Linked DNA regions of Mus musculus: all the other regions are linked to region 3. A link is a loop called in an ENCODE intact Hi-C map of the cell type or tissue named here. Cell type or tissue: heart. All regions are shown on one strand.

Region 1 (2,500 bases), 97 kb before region 3:
AAGTGGCGCAAATGTCACCAGTGAGCAACACGTCACTGCTTGGGTGTCATCTGGCTTGTCCATTTACTTCCAGGTCTCTCTTGTGTATGAAACTGGTGACAGTGACCACCACGCTTCCACTGGCCACAAAATGGCTCCTGTCCCTGGACCTAAGGGTGGTTGTATGTTAGGCAGCTGTGTCTGGCTCCTCCACAGGACCCACCTGAGCTACTCTAGCCAGGTTTGAAGATGGACGTGAACACAAAGGACTGCAGGGGACTTGCAGAAGGCACACGTCAACTGCATGTGGAAAAAGACTTCTGGGCTCCTGATGCAGGGAGTCAACATGGCAGAGTGGCCTGTGCAGCCCCTGAGAAGAAACAAGGCCTAAAGGATGTTCAATTTCTCATTTCTACTTTTAGGAATGGATGGTATTTTGTTGGGGCCGGGGAGGGCCAGAGCAGGGCTGGGAATATAATGCACAGACTTCAATACATAAATGTGTAAGGTCTGCCTTTGTTTCGAAGTACGACCCTGATGAAGGACCATGGCATTTTGCTCATTATTAATGTGCTTTGAGAATGAGATTTCCTTTGGAACAAAGTGGCAAATGAAAACGAGACAGGAAGTGGCCCTGTAGCCCCAGACTTTGAAAGGTGTGTGGCTTGTGGATCAGCACAGGCTGCGGCTCCTCATCCGGTGTGCAGACCTACACTAACCTGACCTGTTCTGACTCAGCGTTCACTACCTCTCTGTCCCCACAGCGTTTGGATGGTGAAATTATAACCATCCGTTTCCTAAGTTCTCGGGGGACACTGTAGTGACATCCTTTCTATGGAGAACACCAAATTCAGAAGGATTCAGAACAAGGAGACTCTTATGGAGAGCTACCGTCCACCGTAAGTAAGAGCCAGTCAGTGGAGAGTCACAAGGTCAACTACTCAATTCAGCCGAGGGCCATGGTTGAAAGACTATAACAGAGGAAAAACTCAAACAGTGGAGAGAAAACTCATGGTCCCGGGCATGCGGCCATCTCCTTTGTGAAGTGTAAGCATGAACACAGGGAGTGAGGAAAAGCTGAGAAGCCACAGGAATTAGGCCTGCAGAACTATCGCCTGGCCTTCCTGACAGAAAGAAGTAGGCTGGTGTATGGGAGCCAGCCGCTAAATGTTCCCTGAAACTGCAACACCTCTGAGAGTCAGTGGTTAAACTGTTACAAGTTAGCCACGGCGAGGTATTTACATGGTAGAAATCAGTTAACACTGTGGGTCCTCTCCCATCTCCTGGCACACAGAGAGCAGGCCTGTGAAAGTCCTGCTGACAGCACCTAGCTATCTGTGAGCCGGCAATGGTAACTCTCACCACACACAAACCTGAAGCTGACGGTGACCTTAAAGTGCCTCATTGTACAAAGCAGCAGCCTCTGCCAACATCAGCTCCAAAGTTCCAGGAACAGACTTGGCTCTCACCTACAGCTAAGCATGCTGAAAGTCTCCAAGGGCTTCCAGGGCTTTGTCAGCTACATCCACACACCTGACGCTTGCTTAGGACCACAGACAGATCTTCTCACATGCATGCGTGTGTCATATGAATCAGATATCTCCTGAATGACTCCCCTGGGCACCGCATTTCACTGAGCAGCCGTTGTCCCAGGGACGGGCCCTCTGGAATGAAGGGAGCAGAGACAGGAAGGACTGCAGATATCTGTCGCCCCTGCACATGATCATCTCTTGCAGCTGTTGTAGGCTGTTTCCTCCAGGCTGCCTTGAATGAGAGCATCTGTGATCACCCACAGGAGACACTCACCAGGACCAGCCTATCAACATTCCCTTACGGGTGGAGAGAGGACTGCTAGGCTAATGAGCCTTTACAGATCCCCACATGAACCCAACCCTTACCCAGGTCATGTAAGACCTAATACGTGGACTGGGGATTGGGACCCCAAAGAGTCTTTAGTGCTACATCTTTTCATGATTCATCCACGCCACAGATGGGGCTCTTCAGCGGCATAGCTATTCATAAGCTGCCCAAGAGACTTCCTGTTTTAGATAGGGTTTTCCTGCTGTGAACAGACACCACGACCGAGGCAACTCTCTAATTGGACAACATTTCATCGAGGCTGGCTTACAGGTTCACAGGTTCAGTCCATTATCACCAAGGTGGAAGCAGGGCAGCATCCAGGCAGGCATGGTGCAGGAGGAGCTGAGAGTTCTACATCTTCATCTGGAGGCTGCTAGGAAAATACTGCCTTCCAGGCAGCTAGGGTGAAGGTCTTAAAACCCACGCCCACTGTGACATACCTATTCCAACAGGGCCACACCTTCTAAAAGTGCCACCCTGGGTCAAGCATAGGCAAACCATCACACTTCCCAAAAGGTCTAGGGGCCTTTGAGTTACCCATGCACCCGGAAGTAACTGCACACAAGCTCAGGTTCAGGCAAAGCTGGACGGGATCCTTTCTCTGGTCCGCGCTTCCTCTCCGCCTAGTGCTAACAGTCTTCACCACAGCCGTTTGCATCTG
Region 2 (2,500 bases), 210 kb before region 3:
GAAGACTTACTTTATGTAAGTTATACACATGATGTTAAACAAAATGTATCTGTGTTGTTTCCAGGCCTGAAGGAAAATGGAAGCCACCTGTAAGATTTAATTTCGTCAACTTGATAGACAGGATGTGGGATTATCTAGCAGACCAGTCAGGGCACGCCTCAGGGATTATCCATATTAGCACAACTGAAGTGAGGAAACACTCCTTAACTTTGAGGGGCAGCATCCCATGAGGCTGGGTTCCCCATGAATTAGGGTTCCTCATGAATTACTGAATTATAACCTTGCAGGACACCAGTATTTGGTGCTCTTTGCTTCACAGCTGGATGCCTCCCACTCCTGTCAGCAGGATTTTCCTGCAGTGGCACACTGGACCCTCAGACTGCGAGCCACAGCAAACCCTTCTTCAAGTCTCTTCTTGTTGACGATTTTGTCATAGCAACGAGAAGGGTACCTAATACACATGCTTTAAAGTCTTCCCCTGACTCCCAAACAAACAACCGTATTTGACTCTGCATCTCACAGCACCACCAGATGGAGCACCATGGCCCTCACATCACGTGGCCATCAAGACATAAACTAAGCTCTAGTTAAAGGTGCTCCTGATGCAAGCTGAAGACAGGGACAGAGGCAGCTTAACCAGCACCAGAAGAACAAGTCAAGTGCTTGGCAAACACAAAACCAACTCCTGGTTGGTTTGCTAGTTTGTTTATTCGTGGGCTTTTTGTTTCATTTTGTTTGTTTGTTTTCTCCTTTTTTCCCTCTTACTGCTTTTCTGTTTTGGGTGTTTTGTTTTTTGTCTATATTTTGAGAAAGAATGTAAAATTGAGTAGGTAGAGTGGTGGGAGTAATTAGAGGAAGGGAAAACATAATAAAAATACATTGTGTGAAAAATGTTAAAGAAAAAATAAAATGCAACAGTTTTGAAAAAAAGGAAAAAAAAAAGTAGGAGTAATTCTGAAGACTTAGAGCACAAATAGGTCCTAGTAAGAAATCCCCAATACCAAGCTTAAAATGTTAGCACAGGTTTGGATGCCCTAGTTCTAGCTTACCTTAAATGTTCAGGAAGGACGAGGATGGAAAGCGTAGAGAAGTCTGCTTTGGGACAAACATCAAATACACAAGCAGGGTGTGGTTCCTCTTAGATTCGGCCCCAAAGCGAAAGAAGGAAATGAAAGGGAAAGTTTAGGATCCAGTATGAAGGAAGGAGAATTACAGCCAGCACCTCCTCCATGAGTGGTGTCCATAAATGAAACTGCACAGAGAGCAGAGCTGTCAGAAGAGGGAGCTCTCAGGCTAGGAACCTGGTTTATAGGATGATAAGGTGGTCATAGCCATGCAGAACTACAGGAAAGAGAGTGTGTGGACATCCTCACTGAGAGTCACAGACTTAACAACTGTGTTCCTTTTTGGAGTAATATCTTCAAACAACACTTAAGACAAATGAAAACCAAGTTGGATCAGAAATACTAAAATTAAAAAGAAAAGAAGAAATGGGTATTGATTGACTTCAAGATTGTATTAGAAACGAAGTCTGAACGACAGGATGTAGAAGGGAGGATGACTGCGTGTAACGATGGAGTCGAGACTGCAGCGAAGTCGAGGGAGGCAGAGAGCTCTAGTGGGTGAGGCTGAGCCCCAGAAGACCAACAGTGCAGGGAGAGAGTGAGCGACTCAGAAGACAAGAGAAGGAGGTGCAGCGTGGGACTACTGGGAGAACCTCAGGAAAAGCCAACCACCCAAACTAATACCTGAAATTAGAATAGAAAAAGAAACCTAAATAGGGAAAAAAACAAAACAAAACAACCCTTCACTCTTCATCTTAAAAGGGCCTATAAGATACCAGGGACTATTAACCCAGAAAAGTCCAAAGAACAGCTTAATAAAACTGTTAAAATTACAGACCAAACCAAAAACGTCTTACGAGCTCCAGACTCACAAAAGCATGTGCATTAAACTTACTGGAGTTGTCCCAATAGATTGAAAAGCCAGGCCACATAAAGCCACGTTTCAGCACCCTGAAGGTATACAAACCAGGTATGGTACCCATTCCCTCTCCAAGCATCAAGGCTATAGCAAGCAGTGAGGAAGGTGAAGGATTCAGAGGGCGTGTGCTGCACGTGTGCATGGATGTCCCACAGGGGAGCTCTCGTCTCGTTCTGGCTGAGTAGGAAAGCTGCCCTGGACAGATAAGGATGTCCTGTGTACAGATCGGAGCTGAGATCAAAACTACACTGTAAGTAGAGGTGTATTTGATGGCCAGGGTTTGTTCTGAAAAAAATGGAGCTGATCAAAGTAACAAAGAATGAGGACTTACTGTAGGAGCTGACTGACCAGTCTGCAAGGGGCTGTTGCTTCTGTTTAGTATCTCAGTGGCAGATGGAGCCATGGATACAGAAAGACAAAGGAAAGAAGGACAAACTAGAATCCTTGTAGGCTCTGCTTTATTTAATGTGACTAGCAAGTGCTCTTTATTGTGGAGCAACACATTTCTGGACCATAG
Region 3 (2,500 bases):
AGAGGGTGTGGTGGGCCGCTGACAGAAAGAAGTGGCTGGCTGCAGGCTCCAAAGGGGACCTGTTCCCAGCTTGCCACTTGGATGGCACCTTTCAAAGCCCCACGGAGATACCAGGACAAAGGGATGAGAAGCTCCGCAGTGAGGGTGCGGCTCCTCCCCGCCTTTGAGCTCAGCGCAGCCCCGGAGCCGCCCTTGGCCGCTCTATGCTCCCTCCCTGGTGTCCTTTGATCCACCAGCTGCTCCAGCGGCCCTTTCGAGGAAGCCAGAGGAGGGGCGCCCAACTCCCCACTAGAGGGGAGGTAGAATTTCTTTGAAATGGAACAACCACGATCCTGTTGGCTTAATAGGAAGCTATCCACTGCAGACAAAGTTGGGTTTGCTTCCCATTTCCCCCTACCAAACCAAGATACTTCTTGGTCTTTTGCAAGAAAGCTCCCTTCAGTGAGGTGACTCTCATTCACAGAGAGGCTGGGTGGTTGGAAAACGTTCTTGTTAGGGGGTGAGAATGTAGCGCCTGCCCAGACAGGACAGTTCTCAGGCATGGCGTGAGAAGCCTCCTTGCTGTGTTCCTTCACACTGCCTTAAAGTTTATGAATCCTCCGCAGACCACACCTTGCTCTCCTGGCTGGTTCTGCTGTCACATTAAAACAGCTGTTTACAGACTGCTTGATCATTCCCACCCTGAACTCTTCCTGGACAGGAGAGAGCTACTCTAGAGTTTAGATGTTTAAAACAAAAACCCTTCCAGCTAGGCTCACAGCCTTATCTTCCAAACAACAGAAAGTAGAGCCTTTAGTAACACCATTCAGATTCAAGACCAGCTTCTCAGATTTCAGAGTGCCAGCAACTCTGTTTAATGTCCCAAAAGAACGATTTCTGAGCTTAAGAAATTACAGACCGAGAGAGCAGCAGAGTCGCTTGATGGAGTCGGAAGGTTGAGACCTAGGTCTGGCCAGGGTGAGGCAGAAAGATGATGTCACAGTGGTTCAGGCAAAGCGCCCGTAAGCACGTTGTCCTTTCTTCCAAATGTCTACCCTTGAGAGTAGGAAGTAAACTTTTCAAAGACGCTCTTGATGTTTTCTGGGTTAGAGTTTGGGCGAGAGTGAAGCCACACTCTAACACACTGTGTTGGGCTAGTGCCTGCCACTGAGACTGCTCTAAGGCTGTCTGTCACCTGACGCTGGAAGGCAAGAAGTACAGCTCACATTTCAGATACCTGAGGATCCTGAAGACGACAGCCAGGTTGATAAGCCTGGAGAGGGACACTCCCAGGGCAGGGTGGTGACAGCTGGTTGTTTGGTAACATTCCTCTGCCATCTAGTGGCACCAGCCTACACTTCCCTCTCAGATGAACTTCTTGGCGCTCCCACACTCCGACGGGAGTTTTTATTTCTTTCGTTCAAACTGAGTTTTTTAAATCAGCCATCTTAAGGGTCAGTGAGACGGTTCAGGAAGTGAGGGTGTTTCTCACCAAGTTGGAGCCTTAAGAGCCATTTGGCAGAAGGAATGTATCTATCTATCTACTCCCACAAGTGGTCTTTTGGCCTCCAAACACACTCAATGGCAACTGTGTGCATTTGCACATTAATGAAAAATCCATCTCAAGAGGTCCATCAGAGAAAAAGGCCCACTCCGCAGAACTGACTTTGAATCTGTGCCATGATGCCGGCCAGCCACTTCACCATGGGGATGCAGCCTGGTAATCTGTGACACGCGACAACTTGTTTCCTCCTACGAGTGTGCTTCCTAGTACAGAAGCCATCCACAGATGTAAAAAGCGTCCTTGCGGTCTCTATCCCTGGAAACAGGACTCCATGCTGTGTCTTCTCTATGTCTTGCTCTCTGAATTGTTTGAGGAGGTAGCAAAGACTTCAAGTTCATCATGCTGTTCTCCTGACTACAGCCTTCTGTCCTGCCTGAAGCCTTGTGCTGCCCTCAGGCCTCTGAGAGCCCTGTTCTAACTCTGGTGCTCTGAAGTCTGTGTTGACAACAGCAAACGTTTATTCAACACTACAAGATGCTCTCACTGCATCCAGATGCCACGGTAAAGATCCTCAGATAACTCCTTGGAGTGTATCTCCTATCGACAGCTTCTGCACACAAGGAGAATGACACAAGGTCAAACCGGTGACAGAAGCGAGACTTATGCTCAGGCAGATGCTAATATATACATTCTTAGCCATTTGGCCACTGCTTTGTTCATATTCCTCTGGTGCAATTTTAACTAACTTGTCTAATTTTTCAGGTGATCACAAGTCCAGCCGTGGGCTGGGGCTGCTTCTCAGTGGCAGAGCACGAGTATGTCTAAGGCCCTGGGTTTGACCCTCAGCAGTACAAAAGAACAAAAATTTAAAATAGGGCTGGGGTGAAGGTAGGCAGAAATGTTTGCCTTGAAAGTATGAGGACCTGCAGTTGGATCATCAGAAGCCATGTAAACTGGCTGCACAGTGCAAGGACCTGTCATTCCAAGCATGTGTCATGGTTGGGGTGGTCATAAGCC

What was found. Hi-C counts contacts between places; a loop is a spot of excess contacts. Peaks named below come from ENCODE experiments on the same cell type or tissue, not always from the same donor. Only the 100,000 strongest peaks of a DNase experiment are listed, where the experiment ranks them.
Region 1: a loop joins it to region 3, with 3 times the contacts of the local background. A loop is called at or near these places in 3 of 42 quality-filtered maps.
Region 2: a loop joins it to region 3, with 7 times the contacts of the local background. A loop is called at or near these places in 21 of 42 quality-filtered maps.

Annotation. Positions count from the first base shown.
Region 1 is chr19:56,678,742-56,681,241 of GRCm38, forward strand. No RefSeq gene overlaps it. Among named protein-coding and RNA genes, the nearest start is that of Gm32492, 11 kb to the left of the region's middle. In heart, no CTCF peak of the experiment used is centred here; a DNase peak (open chromatin) is centred at 1,370; H3K27ac peaks cover 1,733 bases.
Region 2 is chr19:56,564,979-56,567,478 of GRCm38, forward strand. The region is part of intron 2 of Nhlrc2 (NHL repeat containing 2); the gene reads left to right. Among named protein-coding and RNA genes, the nearest start is that of Nhlrc2, 18 kb to the left of the region's middle. In heart, CTCF peaks have their summits at 526 (motif pointing right) and 1,274 (motif pointing right); a DNase peak (open chromatin) is centred at 1,263.
Region 3 is chr19:56,775,901-56,778,400 of GRCm38, forward strand. No RefSeq gene overlaps it. Among named protein-coding and RNA genes, the nearest start is that of Gm32718, 34 kb to the left of the region's middle. In heart, a CTCF peak has its summit at 1,321 (motif pointing left); a DNase peak (open chromatin) is centred at 1,121; H3K4me3 peaks cover 1,302 bases; H3K27ac peaks cover 700 bases.